2 separate regions of the Homo sapiens genome follow, and region 2 is linked to region 1. Evidence: chromatin contacts called from ENCODE Hi-C or POLR2A ChIA-PET data. All regions are on one chromosome and are shown on one strand. The core of a region is the stretch at or near the end of the contact, and the rest is flanking DNA. Distances in the headings are between cores, read along the strand shown.

Evidence for each region. A loop is a pair of places that touch in the nucleus more often than their neighbours do. ChIA-PET counts read pairs that join two places held with the same protein, here RNA polymerase II (POLR2A). Pooled maps may share reads with other maps.
Region 2: a loop to region 1 is called in a map of CD14-positive monocyte, with 4 times the contacts of the local background. The contact joins the promoter of LINC00899 here to the promoter of NUP50 in region 1. A Hi-C loop is called at or near these places in 4 of 168 maps with a recorded cell type or tissue (CD14-positive monocyte, CD4-positive, alpha-beta T cell, CD8-positive, alpha-beta T cell and 1 more), 4 of 37 single-sample maps with no recorded cell type and 13 of 50 pooled maps. POLR2A ChIA-PET finds 5 or more read pairs at or near these places in 2 of 52 experiments (activated T-cell and naive thymus-derived CD4-positive, alpha-beta T cell).

Annotation. Positions count from the first base shown.
Region 1 is chr22:45,162,325-45,169,103 of GRCh38, reverse strand. NUP50 (nucleoporin 50) reads right to left here and starts at 5,179. Exons shown (of 8, transcript NM_007172.4): 1 at 4,808-5,179; 2 at 858-936. The coding sequence starts at 926. It overlaps NUP50-DT (NUP50 divergent transcript), which reads left to right and starts at 5,323. Exons shown (of 3, transcript NR_038956.1): 1 at 5,323-5,527. RefSeq lists silencers at 4,408-4,587, 4,618-4,847, 5,618-5,667 and an enhancer at 4,728-5,250.
Region 2 is chr22:46,041,181-46,047,833 of GRCh38, reverse strand. LINC00899 (long intergenic non-protein coding RNA 899) reads left to right here and starts at 2,966. Exons shown (of 4, transcript NR_027036.1): 1 at 2,966-3,225; 2 at 4,135-4,271; 3 at 5,194-5,260. It overlaps LOC124905135 (collagen alpha-1(III) chain-like), which reads right to left and starts at 3,190. Exons shown (of 2, transcript XM_047441696.1): 1 at 2,827-3,190.

The DNA.
Region 1 (6,779 bases), core at 3,930-6,429:
ATGGTGAATCCCTGTCTCTACTAAAAATACAAAAATTAGCTGGGTGTGGTGGTGTACACCTGTAATCCCAGCTACTCGGGAGGCTGAGGCAGGAGAATCACTTGAACCCGGGAGATAAAAGTTGCAGTGAGCCGAGGTTGTGCCACCGCACTCCAGCCTGGGCAACAGGGTGAGACTCTGTCTCAAAAAAAAAAAAAAAAAAAAATTTTTTTTATAGAGACCGGGATCTCTCTATGCTGCCCAGTCCTACTGTTTATAAGGGAAAAATGATCAGATTTCCTCAGGGGAGACCATTTTTATTCTGCTGGAAAAGGAACTAGGCCAATCTCAATTCTATTCCTATAAATGCAATTGTTAGGGGTCTCAGGTCTACCATTAAGAAAAGGAAATAAAGCAGGCCTCCAAGAAGCATTAGGGAAACGGAGTACCACAGACCAAGATGGTGATGGTGTACCACTTTCACATCTGGGCAGTGTGCTAAGTTCATGACTACATCACTTAACTCAGCCTTCAGTCATGACTAAAATGGCTTACTGCAAACATGGGTTCAGAATGCTTCAAGTATACGAAACTCAGGAGGAAAAGTGCTTCTACTAAGGAGAATATTTAAGGAGCAGGCACTAGTGGAAAAGCACATCTAAATGTAATTAATACATTTCTACACTAACTAGAGGTCACAGAAATGTAATTAATAAATATCTACACTAAGTACAGGTCATATAATTTCTTGTCATCTCCCATTCATGATGTTCTTAGAAAGGTCTTTTAGTTCTGTCACAAGTCTTCATGAGGAACCCCAAAATGAATGTAAAAGGCAAAAGAAACAGGAAATCATTCTTAGGGAAGCTGCTTTTTACCTCTTCAGCTTCATCTTCTTGATCCCAATTCCTATCTGTCAGTTCCTTCTCGGCATTTCTTTTGGCCATGTTTTCGAACCTAAGTTATAGAAAACAGAAGAGTTTATTTTTCTAGAAGAATAAATTCTTATAAAGAATTTTAAAAATTCACTCTAGCATGAAGTGAGATAAAAACATCTCTGGTTTTTTTATCAGGGAAAAAAAGCATCTGGAAACTGCTTTAATGAGAACTTTACATTGGTGCTGTTAGGCTCCCAGTGTTACAAATCAATAAAGGCTTTTTCCAGGAGGCAGAAGAAGATTCCTAGGGAACACCAGCAGTCCTGAACAACACTAAACCGACTCCATTTGGAAAAATTAAAATGAAATATCAATTGATTTTTTAAAAATCTGGAATCTGAAGTACTGTATATATAATCAAAAAGTCCTTAACTTATTCTACGCATATACATACTGAAAGTCTTGTCATAAAGAAAATAATTTTAATATTTAAAATTCTCTTAAAGATGACCCATTAAAGAAGTGTATCTTTCAGTAAGAATACGAATAACGGGCTGGAAACGCCTCCACAACACGAATACTGTTCTTTAAGCTACAGCCGACAGAGATACATGGTTCCCAAGACTGAACATTTTGTTGCTTCAAATTGTATATTGCCAAGACAATTAGAAGTCCAAAATGATTAACATGGGTGTGTTAGTATTCTGGGAACTTATAACCTTTCAAAAACAAATCATTGGCTTAACTCTTCAATACGATGGCATTAGTGGAAGGGGCAGGAGTTGGGGAACGGCGTGAACTCTGCAGTGGATTCCGGCACCTAACCAAAGAGGGTGCTCCTGTCCATCCCTTAAAATTTACGATTTGTTTTCTGATCTTAATATCATAACAACAAAACAAAGAAAACCCACAACCCAGAGCTCCGCTATGAGTGTTGTGCTGCCTTCTTCACTAACTCTCCAGCTGGACAAAAAACCTTTCCATTTCCCCTGCTACCCACCTCGCCCAAAAACTTACTGATTAGTTTTGGGGACCTGCCAGGTCTTGTTAAACCTGCCTGAACTCCTTCGTGATACTCTCCCCACTCTTGTTTGCTCTCAACACCACAATACACCAGAGTAAGCTTCCTTATTCTGGTGTATTGTGTAATACAGAGTGTATTACAACCCCACAAAGTGGTCGCTAAGATATGAGGTGACATATCACTCTTTAGTATCTAAAAGTAAAATGCAAATGCTGGTATTCCAAAGGCCTCTACAATTTGATGGCCAGTGGAGTAATTACATACGGGCTGTCAGCTTTTAATACATTTTAGTGATTTTTAAATTTTGTAAGTTTATGCTATTTTTCTGATTACAAATGATATTAAAGTCCAAGATTCTAAAATATAAAGGATGAGAAATAAATACACTTTCCATTCGCTGGGAACCCTCTCTTTTTAATGTCCACCCAAAAACACTTGGTTAAGTTTTGCCATTAATCTTTGTCATACAAACAAAAACAAATACAGGAATAGACATAATTCTTTACTGTGCAGAAACCAGGTCTCTGTACGGATTCTTTTTGGCAATTTTCCTACTCATTAACTAATGTCTCCACCAGAGGGTTGGAGAAGTAAGAAGTCACCAACGGTCACGTTTGCTATTTAAGATTAACTGTGGGGCCAGCGAAGTGCCTCACGCCTGTAATCCCAGCACTTTGGGAGGCCAAGGTGGGCAGATCACTTGAGGTCAGGAGTTTGAGACCAGCCTGGCCAACATGGTGAAACCCCGTCTCTACTAAAAATAAAAAAATTAGCTGGGCGTGGTGGTGGCACCTGTAATCCCAGCTACTCCGGAGGCTGAGGCAGGAGAATCTCTTGAACCCAGGAGGTGGAGGTTGCAGTGAGCTGAGATCGCGCCAATGCACTCCAGCCTATGTGACAGAGCAAGACTCCATCTCAAAAAAAAAAAAAAAAAAAAAAGAAAAAGAAAAAAAAATTAGCTGTGGAGAAAAAAGGGATGGAGCTGAATACACAAAAACTGTAATAGTAAAATTGTAACTTCTAACTCATACCCACAATGAAGAGACAGGTGACGCAGTAAAATAGTCTAAATAAATGTAGGGGCTTCCACGTCCTAACATACTCACCAAATCAGTATATAACCAAAACGCAGGGATCTTTGTTTTGTTTACAGATATACTCCAAATGCCCCAACAGTGCCCAGCTCAAACAGCAGGTGTCCTGTCTGTCATTAGATCAGTGAGCTGGGGAAGTATTTCCCCAGTGAGCATAAAGTATTTCAAAAAATACTAAAAGATGCTGGCATCCCAGTTTTGCCATTTTCTAGCTGTGAGAACTTGGGCAAGTTATATTTAATTTTTGTGCCTCAGTTTCTTCATCTGTGGAACAGGAAGTATTAAGAAAGTTAAGATAAACAAAGACTGGCTTAGAACAGTGCCTGGAGCAGAGGAAGGGCTTAATAAATTATTAAAGAAACAAGTTTTATTAGAAGCAAAGGCTATAAACTATCATTTTCCCTCCAAAACGTAAAAGTTGTAGCATGGAAGAAGAATAACTTGGATTACAAACCAGATTTTTACAAATATTTTACCAAATCCCTATTTTATTTCAAAGCATGACACTTCAGACAATACATTTTACTTTTATGCTAGAAGTGGGGGGGAGAAAAAACCCTCTGTAAAATATTCAGAACAAGGCCTGGCACCTGGAGTCTTATGTCTAGCTACTGTTATGAAGAACTTAAGGGAGGCGGAAGGATCTCTTGAAGCCAGGAGTTGGAAACCAACTTGGTCTCTACGAAAATAAAGATGGACATAGATTAGATGAATAGAAATAAAAAATTAGCCGAGCGTAGTGGCGCACGCCTGTGGTCCCAGCTACTTGGAAAGCTGAGGCAGGAGAATCACTTGAGCCCAGGAGCTTCAGGCTACACAGTGAGCTACCACTACACTGAGGCCTGGTGACAAAGCAAGACCCAGTCTCAATCAAACAATCAATAAAAGGGAATTTAAAAAACGTTTGCGTTTGTGGGTAAAAAACCAAATTAGACATGATTTCTAGGTATGAAGCAACGTGGTGGGAGACTGAAAGTCTAGGTAAACTGGAAAAAAACATTATTTGTGCCTGATATAGTTATGTGGTCTCTGGCATCTGGTGTAGCTCTGCCCTTGGAAAGCTCAACTTGTCAACATCACCTTAAAACGAAAACACAGATTTGGCTACACTTAATAGTGAAGTGCCTTGTTGGAGGAAAACAACAAGGGGGCCAAGTAAGGAGACAGAAATACCTAATCTCCAAGCTGGTTCTTAATGGAACCGAGCAAATGGGTGATGAATAACCCGGGAACGCAGTAAGACAGGCCAGAGAGGTAATGCGCCCAAGAGAAGAGAGACGAGGGGCGGCCAGGGGGAGAGGAAGCTCGAGAGGAATCGCTAGGAAGGAAACGGAGAAGACCACGCCAGGACAGCCCTGCCAGCCCCCTACCTCCGGCGGGGCCGCAGGGGAGAGTCTCACTCGAGTCGGACGCCGCAGCCCGGTGGGGCCCGGGCCCCGCTTCAAAAACAGCCGGGGCTGCGTCGCCGCTGTCATCCCACCCCACCCTCCACCCGTCGCTCCCCCACCGCGCGCCCCGCCCGGCCCGTGCGCCCGACCCAGGCTCCCTCCCTAGAGTCCCGACCTCTAGCCCTGTACCCCACTTCCCAGGGTCCCGTCCTCCAGCCCCTTAAGCCCCTCCCCAGGGTCTGGTCCCCCGGCCCCGCACCCCTCCCCAGGGGCCCGTCCCCCGGCGCTGAACCCGCACCTCCCTCCCCAGGGTCCAGTCCCCAGCCCTGCACTCGCACTCCCCTCCCAGGCCCGAGCCCGCTCCCGCCCTCCCGGCCCTGGGCTCTCAGCACCAGGCTCCCGCCCTCAGCCTCTTCTCCTCCCGCGCCCGCCGCCGCTCCTCACCTCCTCGGCGGCCGCCGCTGCACTCGCTGGGTCTTGGTTGCGGCGAAACCCGGGGCGCAGCGGCGCAGGGGTCTGGAGCCCGCAGGGGTCGCCGGGCTGAGCGCGCTCGGCCGCTTCCGGTGCTGCGCTGCGGAACTCAGAGGACTTAGTGCTCGGCAAGCCCAGAGACTCAAACACCATATCCCTGGGGGGGCTCCTCACGCTGTGTTCGGCAGGGAGGCGAGAGCGCCGGTTCAGCCAGAGACAGCTGGGGGAACCGCGCCGAACACGCTCCGGGCGGCCATTTTGTAACTCGAATCTACCCCCAAAACCAATTCGAAAAAAAGGGAGGAAAGAAACGCCCGCGTTCAGCTACTGCGCAAGCGCGCCGGCGCTTCCGGCAGTAGCACCTCCTTCCGCCGGCCGGGCCCCTTACGCGGCGCATGCGCCCAGCTCCCTGGAAACCGGCGCGGGGCTGAGAATGCCGGTCTCGCGCAAGCGCGCACGCGCCGACCTTGATCTCGTAGCCGGCGCCAGCAGCCGCGCTTTGGGGCGTCGGCTCACGTGGGGCCGGCAACGCGTCTTCCAGGATGTTCGCGCGCTAGTCGCCGCTGAGGGGCCGGCGATGCGCGAGGAGTTCCGGCGAGGAAGGTCGGTCAGTGGACATGGCCGAGGCCCGCGGTGTCCGCGTGTGGGAGCTGCAGGGCTGAGGAGAGGCCGCCCGCAACCCTCGGGAATCGTGTGAGGTGCCACTGGGGTCGCTTCACATCAGGAGGCCCCGTCTCGGGGGACGCGCGCAGGTGACCCTGCTGGTCGTACCTGGCCGGGGTGGCCCGGAGGGGCTGGGTCTCGGCGCCAGGAGGGGCCGTGTGGGCCGCCTGTTAAAGGACCCCTCGTTCGCTGACATTTGATTTTGCATTGGGTGCCTTCTCTTCTGTTTTTTTCAGCCAGTGAGATCCGTCCTGGGCACTCAGCTGTAGAGCAGGGGAACGAGTCCTGCGCTTTTTGCGCTGAGGTCTCCTGGCCCGTAGGCCAGGCAGCCTCTGAGCTCCTTTCTCACCAGCAGCTTGCGATCCCTCATCCCTGGCCCTGTCACTCCCAGCTGTTTCCAGTGCCGCCCTTTTTTTTTTTTTTTTTTTGAGATGGAGAGTTTAACTTGTTCGCCCAGGCTGGAGTGAAGTGGCACGATCTTGGCCTACTGCAACCTCTGCCTCCCGGATTCAAGCGATTCTCCTGCCTCAGCCTCCCGAGTAGTTGGGATTACAGTCGTGCGCCACCACGCCCGGCTAATGTTTATATTTTTAGTAGAGACGGGTTTTCACCATATTGGTCAGGCTGGTCTCGAACTCGTGACCTCAGGTGATTCCCTCCCCCCGCCCCACCACCTCAGCCTCCCAAAGTGCTGGGATTACAGGCCTGAGCCACCGTTCCCGGCCTCGAGCGCCTTCTTATAAACTGGATGGTGGTTTTTGTTTTCACCTTCAAAGTCGAATCTCCCTAGTCCGTTTATTACCAGAAAGAGGTCTCCACTCAGACCCAGCGAGAGGCTTCTTGGATGTCGCGTAGGAAAGAATTCGGGGCGAGTCCACGGACTAAAGTGAAAGCAAGTGTATTAGAGAAGTGAGAAAGCAAAAGAATGGCAGAGCAGGGCATTCCTGAAAGCGGGAGGAGGAAGGCGCCCGCCTTAGGTACAGTGCTTGTTCAAATCTAAGGTAACACAGCCAAAGAAATCTTGGGGGACATGGGCTCTACCACGAGGGCCCACGACCAAGGTTTCATGCGCGTCCGTGTGAAGAGACCACCAAACAGGATTTGTGTGAGCAACATGGCTGTTTATTTCACCTGGGTGCAGGCGGGCTGAGTCCAAAAAGACAGTCAGCGAAGGGAGATAGGGGTGGGGCCGTTTTATAGGATTTGGGAAGGTAATGGAAAATTACAGTCAAAGGGGGTTGTTCTCTGGTGGGCAGGGGTGGGGGGTCACAAGGTGCTCAGT
Region 2 (6,653 bases), core at 1,717-4,216, 880 kb before region 1:
CACTGCCTATGGACCTGTCCTACATCTCTTTCTACCAGTTAAGGCTCAAGGATGCCTGGGTGACTCTGTCCTACGGCTTCTGCAGCCACACTGCCAGATAGGTGGTGAGCTGCCTGTCTCTGGAGGCATTCAACAAAGGCTGCACAGGAAACACCTTCTCTGGCATTAGCCTAGAGAAGCTCACCTGAGGGTGTCACTGCACAGGGTATCTGGCAGCTTCTAAGGCAGGACCTTGTCGTCTTTTCTCTCTGTGCCCAGTACTCCATACAGGAGTATAGGTGTGGGGGAGGTGTTCAGTGACTGTTTCCTTTAGGGTACGGAAACAAGTGCCAGAAGGTGGTGAGGTAAGCGATGCAAAGTTGACATGAGATGTAGGAGAGAAATTCCTGAGCTGCCCAGAAGCAGGTGATGTGCGAGAGAAGCCAGCAGCCACGGGCCCCTGGAGCAGCAGCCGCTGATACTGAGTGCCTGCCGTGTGCTAGCGGAGTGATCGATGTTCACAGCGATTGTCACCGTTCTCCCAACAACGCAACTGATACAGAACTCTTTTTGTTTGTTTTGTTTGTTTGTTTGTTTGTTTGTTTTTTTGAGACAGAGTCTCGCTCTGTCACCCAGGCTGGAGTGCAGTGGCGCAATCTCGGCTTACTGCAACCTCCGCCTCCCGGGTTCAAGCAATTCTCCTGCCTCAGCCTCCTGAGTAGCTGGGACTACAGCTGTGTGCCACCACACCTAGCTAATTTTTGTATTTTTAGTAGAGACAGGGTTTCATCGTGTTGGCCAGGCTGGTCTGGAACTCCTGACCTCATGATCTGTCTGCCTCGGCCTCGCAAAGTGCTGGGATTACAGGTGTGAGCTACCACACCTGTCTGGCAGAACTCTTATTAAGCCCCTTTTATGAGTGAGGAAACTGAGGCCCAGAGAGGTGAGGTTACCCAGCTAGAATGAGGTAGCGCTGGCAGGTGGAGGCAGGCCTGCCTCAATGCAGAACTTCCCTATAAGCCCAGGATTTTTGGTATGCTGCGACTCTACTGCCTGGGACATGAAGAAAGTTCAAGTTCAGGTTCACTTTCTGCATCCTATCTTTCCTTCATTATACCCTGGGCGGGTATAGAAGGTCCCCCAGAGGGTTTGGGGATGGGGCAGGTCAGGTTCCTCATTTTAGGGAGATTTTAACTTTAAGTGGGCTCGAGCAAGTGTTAATTACCTGGACAGTTCATGCCTGTGGAGGCCGACCCTCCCTGTGGTGCTGGGTCCATGAGATACAGACTCTCCTGCCTCCCTGCTCCCCAGATCCCCGGGGTCTCCTGCTCAAATCTTGGGCTGGGGCCAGGGTCACTAAGAAATCTGCTTTCTTTGAACACTAACCAGTTCAGGCGTACACAGGAGTTGCAGTCTCGGGGTGGGGGCATGGGTTGGGTTCAACCCCAGAGTGTTTCCTCTGTCCTGCAATGTGCTCAAATTTTGGACATTTCATGTACAAATCTGGATTTCTTCTGAAGTCAGAAGCTCTAACAGCCTCAGCCCTTATCCTCATGGCAGCAACAGGCTAGAGCCAACTGGGCACTCTGTCCCCTGCCGTCACTGCAAACACCCTCTGTGCTCCAACTGACGCCTGTAGGCTGCCCTGTGACAGCCCTGCCAGAGAGTCCAGGGACATGGTGGGGTGACCCACTCAGATTCTGGCTGGCCAGCCCTCTCGGCTTGGGTGCTCCCCTGAGGAGGACTTTGGGAGCGTAGGCACCCAGGGATGGAGGCAAGTTAGCAATGCTCTCTGGAAGGCTGGGGACCTGGCCACCACTGGGAGTAAGACCTGACAGATGGTCCCTGCTGTGGTTGGGGGCACCTGATCAAACTGGGAGGCTTGTGGAGGCCCAGGCCCAGGACAGGTCTGTGAGTTTCCAGGGCTTTGCCACCGCCGACTGGTGGGGTAGGTTTCTATCCCAGGAGTGCCCCCCAGGGATCAGACCAGTCACAGGGACAGAGGCCTTGTCTCAGGCGGAGAGAGTGGCATGCAGAGAAGCTAGCTGGAGGTATGGGCTGGGCCTGTTGCAGACAGGAATAGGGGAGGCAGCAGGGTCCCTCACCTGCTCCCCAAGGAACAGGCTCTACAGGGCCCCAGCTTCTCCTCCTCCCCAGGCCCTGTCCATGGCTGTCCTGTGACCCAGCACCTGCCAGGCTCACTTGGCACTGTGGTTGCCCCAAGCAGAGCCGACAGGACAGTTGGTGGCCAGGGAGTCTTGCTCAGGATGGTCACCCAGGACGGTCAAGGGAAGTCACTCAGGATGGTGCTGGGGGTGTGGGGGGATCAGGAGCAACTTCCACCTGAGCCCCAGGACCGGAGCATTGCAGCGGCGAGGGGCTTGCCTCCTTGTGCTGTCGGGGGTCCCTCATCCCACAGGCCCTCACCTCCTGTGCTGCCCCTGGGCAGCCTGGCCTCGGAGGGTCAACACCTGAGGGCCCGAGGGGCATCCATGCCCCCTCCTCCTTCCCTCCAGCCAAAGGTGGGGGGCAAAGCGCAGGGAAGAAAACACCAGGAGAAAACCAGAGAGCTCTCGGTTCTCTTTTAAGAGCCCTGATGGCCGCAGCGCAGAGCCCGAGGGGAGGGAAAATGTCGGGAAAGATTCTCTTCCGAACTTTGCGAGTCTTTGTTTGGGAGGCTGGGGGCTGACTTCGCCGGGGGCCGGGCCGCGGGCTCGGCCGTGCGCTCCGGTGCAGCGGCCGAGGAGCCCCGGCGCCCGCCACCCCGGGACACGCCCTCGCAGTCGAGCCCGGACCCCGACCCGGACCCCAGCGCCGCCGGGCGAGGGCGGGAGGGGGAGCGCTTACCAGATCGTCCCGAGCGCGCCGCGGTCCAGGCGGGCACAGCGCAGGGTCAAGTTCACGTCCGGCCCGCGGGCTGCCCGAGGTCCCCGGGCGCGGCTGGGGCAGCGGGAGGCGCGGGAGGCCGAGGTCCGGGTGGCCGCCGCGGCCGCCCCCGAAGCGCTGCTGTCACCCCGGCCGCGCCCCCCAACTTTCTGCACAGTCGCGGAGCTGGAAGTTTCCGGGCTTCGCGGACACGCTGGGCTGGGTTTCAGTCGCGGCTCCGAGGTTGGCAACAAAGAGGGAAAGAAGGAGGAAAAGCAGGCCGGGGAGGGGAGGAAGAGAACCGCGCGGAGGCCGCGGCGCCGAGAGCCCCAGAACTTCCAATTCTACCCAGAAGCTTTTTTCGTCGTGTTTTTCTCTTAGGTAAACAAGCAAGTTCCACGCCCCAGTCCTGCTGGGGCCTTCGCCAGCCACCGCTCTGGGCTCATCTCCCGGCGCCTCCTCGGGGCACCTGAGCGTTTTAAGCCCCACTGCCAAGTGTTTTGGACACAGGTTTTTTTGCGGGGTGGTGAGGTTGGGCACAAGATGCTTCCTAAAAGGTTGTTGGCACGCAGACCATGGCCCCAGTGACGGAGCGGTAGGCAGGGGCTTGAGGAACACGCTGTCTTTGTCTCGTCCCCAAAGCACCCGGCCGTGGGTCACCCGTGATCCCTGGAGTGGAGGGACTGTTGTGACCCCTGGTGCTCCAGGAGAAGGGGTTCCATGCTGGGTCCCGGGCCCAGGCCCACGGTGCCCTCAGCCTGCAGTTCTCCACCTTGCGGAATGATTTGCTGGCCCGGCCCAGCTCCCCGGCACCACCATTTTCTGCCCTCTTTTCCCTGCCTGGCTTCAAACCCTCCCAGGCAAGGGTCCCGAGGAGACACCTGGGCTGGGGGAGGCAACTGAGTGGCCCCAGGCCTGGGAATCTGCAAAAGTGGCCAAGCCACATCTCTCGAGACTGCAAGGGCCCTGGAGGCGCTGGGAGGCACAGATCTGGCTGCCAGCTGGGCCTGAGGCCTCCCTTTGTCCGTCCTTCCTGTTCTTCCTCACCAGGTGTGTTTACGGAGAAGACACTCCGGGCCAGGCCAGCTCCTCCAGAGCACTATTTCAGGCTGGGGAGAATGCGGATTTTTTTTTTGTTGTTGTTTTTTAAAGAAAAATGAACAAGGAGCCTGGTTGGGGATTGGGGTGGGAGGAATATTTGTCTTTTGTCCCACAAACGTGTGTGATGCTCCAAAGGGCTGGAGAACCTCTCTCTTAAGTGGATATTTTTCCCCTCAAACGACTTCTCAGACATGATCCTCTCTGAGGTTGGTCCTGGGCTTCCATACGTGATTCATGGAAGAGGTCTCAGCCCCAAGAGCCCCTGAGGGTACTGTCCACTCCCCCTGGAAACTTCCAGAACCTGACGTGGGGCTGAAGACATAGAGGTAATGGGGATGGGCTGGTGGGGCGCTGGCTGGGACAATGTGTGGAGCCCTTGTTTTCAGAGCTACAGATGCTTGTCAGCTGACAGTTCGTTTCCAGCATCCACAGTGGACCTCCTTTGGGGGAGCATTTACCTGCCAATGAACCCCAAGATCCTTTCTCAGAGGCGGCGGGATGAAGTTTTCCTTTTTTTTTTTTTTAGTTAATATATTTTATTTAAACCAATATATCCAAAATATTATCAGTTCAACATACGATCAAGATAAAGATTAATGAGATACTTTACATTTTCATACTAAATCTTTTTTTAAATTTTTGTGAGTACATAGTAGGTATAAACATTTAGGGATGAAGTTTCTTACTGTGTTTTCCCAGTAACAAGCACTGGCATCAGCTGTCATGATTTCTCCCCAAGGCCTAGGATGGTCAGCCTCGCACGCTCCACAGCAGAGTGACTGAAGCTCTATCGAGGTGTGGCACGAGCGTGTTGTCATTTCAAGAGAATCTGCAGCCTCCCTGGTTTTTAATGAAAGCTCCTATGCAGGGCCTGGCCCTTTCCTGGGGAGGGAAGGCTGGCTGTGTCTCCCGCTGCATCCTCACTGGGAACTTCATTCCTGAGCTGCGACCGCTATTTTTTGGATTGGAAAATGCCTTGGGAACGGCTCATCTTCCTGCGGCTTGAGCCCATTTGTTTTCTGACTGGTGGTCACTGGTGATTAGAGTGTGTCCCAAAGGGAACCGTCACCTTAGTTCTATCATACACTATCAATAACTTGTCCAGGGCTGACTTTGTGGCTGTGTGGCTTGCCCAGTGGTAGAGGGCCGGTGTGCAGAAGGGCCCCACACTCAATGTTTGGCTGTCCCCGGTCTTAAAATTCTTAGTCATTCTTGAACAAGGGAACCCATATTTTCATTTTGTTCTAGGCTCTGAGAGTTACATAATTGATTCTGACTTTGGCTGTTGGTCAACAGTGTCATAAGGTAAAATAAGGTAAAAATCTATGATTTTTATATTTCTTTTTTTCTTTCTTTCTTTTTCCTTTTTTTTTTTTTTTTTTTTTTTGAGACACAGTCTTGCTCTGTCACCAGGGTGGAGTGCAGTGGCGCAGTGGTGCGATCTTGGCTCACTGCAACCTCCGCCTCCCGAGTTCAAGCGATTCTCCTGCCTCAGCCTCCTGAGTAGCTGGGACTACAGGTGCGCACCATCATGCCCAGCTAATTTTTGTATTTTTAGTAGAGACGGGATTTCACCATGTTGGCCAGGGTGGTGGTCTCGATCTCCTGAACTTGTGATCCGCCCACCTCGGCCTCCCAAAGTGCTGGGATTACAGGCGTGAGCCAACGTGCCCAGCTGATTTTTATATTTCTTTTACTAAATTCTGTTTACAGAAATAATTCCAGATTCTATGTAAGATACAAATATTTTAACTGAAGATCATTGTATTTAGGGAAAATGTTCACCTTTAAGAGACAGGGGCTGGGCGTTGTGGCTCACGCCTGTAATCCCAGCACTTTGGGAGGCCGAGGCTGGTGGATCGCACGAGCCCAGGAATTCCAGACCAGCCTGGGCAACACGGCGAAACCCTGTCTATGCAAAATATACAAAAATTAGCCAAGCATGGGGGTGTGCACCTGTAACTCCCAGCTACTCCAGAGGCTGAGGTGGGAAGACTGCTCAAGCCCGGGAGGTCAAAGCTGCAGTGAGAGACCTTGTCTTAAATACAAACAGGCAGGAAGTCGTTATAAGCATAATACAATCCTGGATGTTGGAATCATCCCTGTCCAGCCTTGGCTCTGCCACGTGGGTGCTGAATGCTGCCTCAGGGACCCTGGTGCCCAGCTCCCACCTGCAGGGTGTTCTGAGGAGCCAGCACGCTGGGAGGGCCTAGCAGGAGATGTGGCATGAACCAGGTATTCGATAAATAAAAAGTGCCTTTGATTGTCACGTTTATCATTTGACATGTAGGCACAGGTGCAGTTTGATTATTTTTAATGTAAGTCTATTTTATCTCTTCCCGTTATAAAAGCAATACACACTGTGATAGACGGTTTGGAGAATTCAGGAAAGAAAAAGAAAAAGAAAAAAAATTCCTCCTAGGCCCTCTGCTCCAGAGCCTCCAGCCGTCACATGACAGTGTATTTCTTTACAATTACAGAAATAGATACGTGACTGTTACATTTTGAAACTTTTTCTTTTACCTTGACTTATTTTTAAATAGAAACACTAGTGAGGCCCCACAGAACTGAGCAGAACTAATGGCCCCCCATGTGGTGGAATAGTTCTGAGCTGGCCCCACTTTGGATGCAGCCTTCCCCGGCAAGTCTAAACCCAGTCTCTGTGGCTGCCTGTTCACAGGGACCGTGGACTGTGATGTTTACAGTAC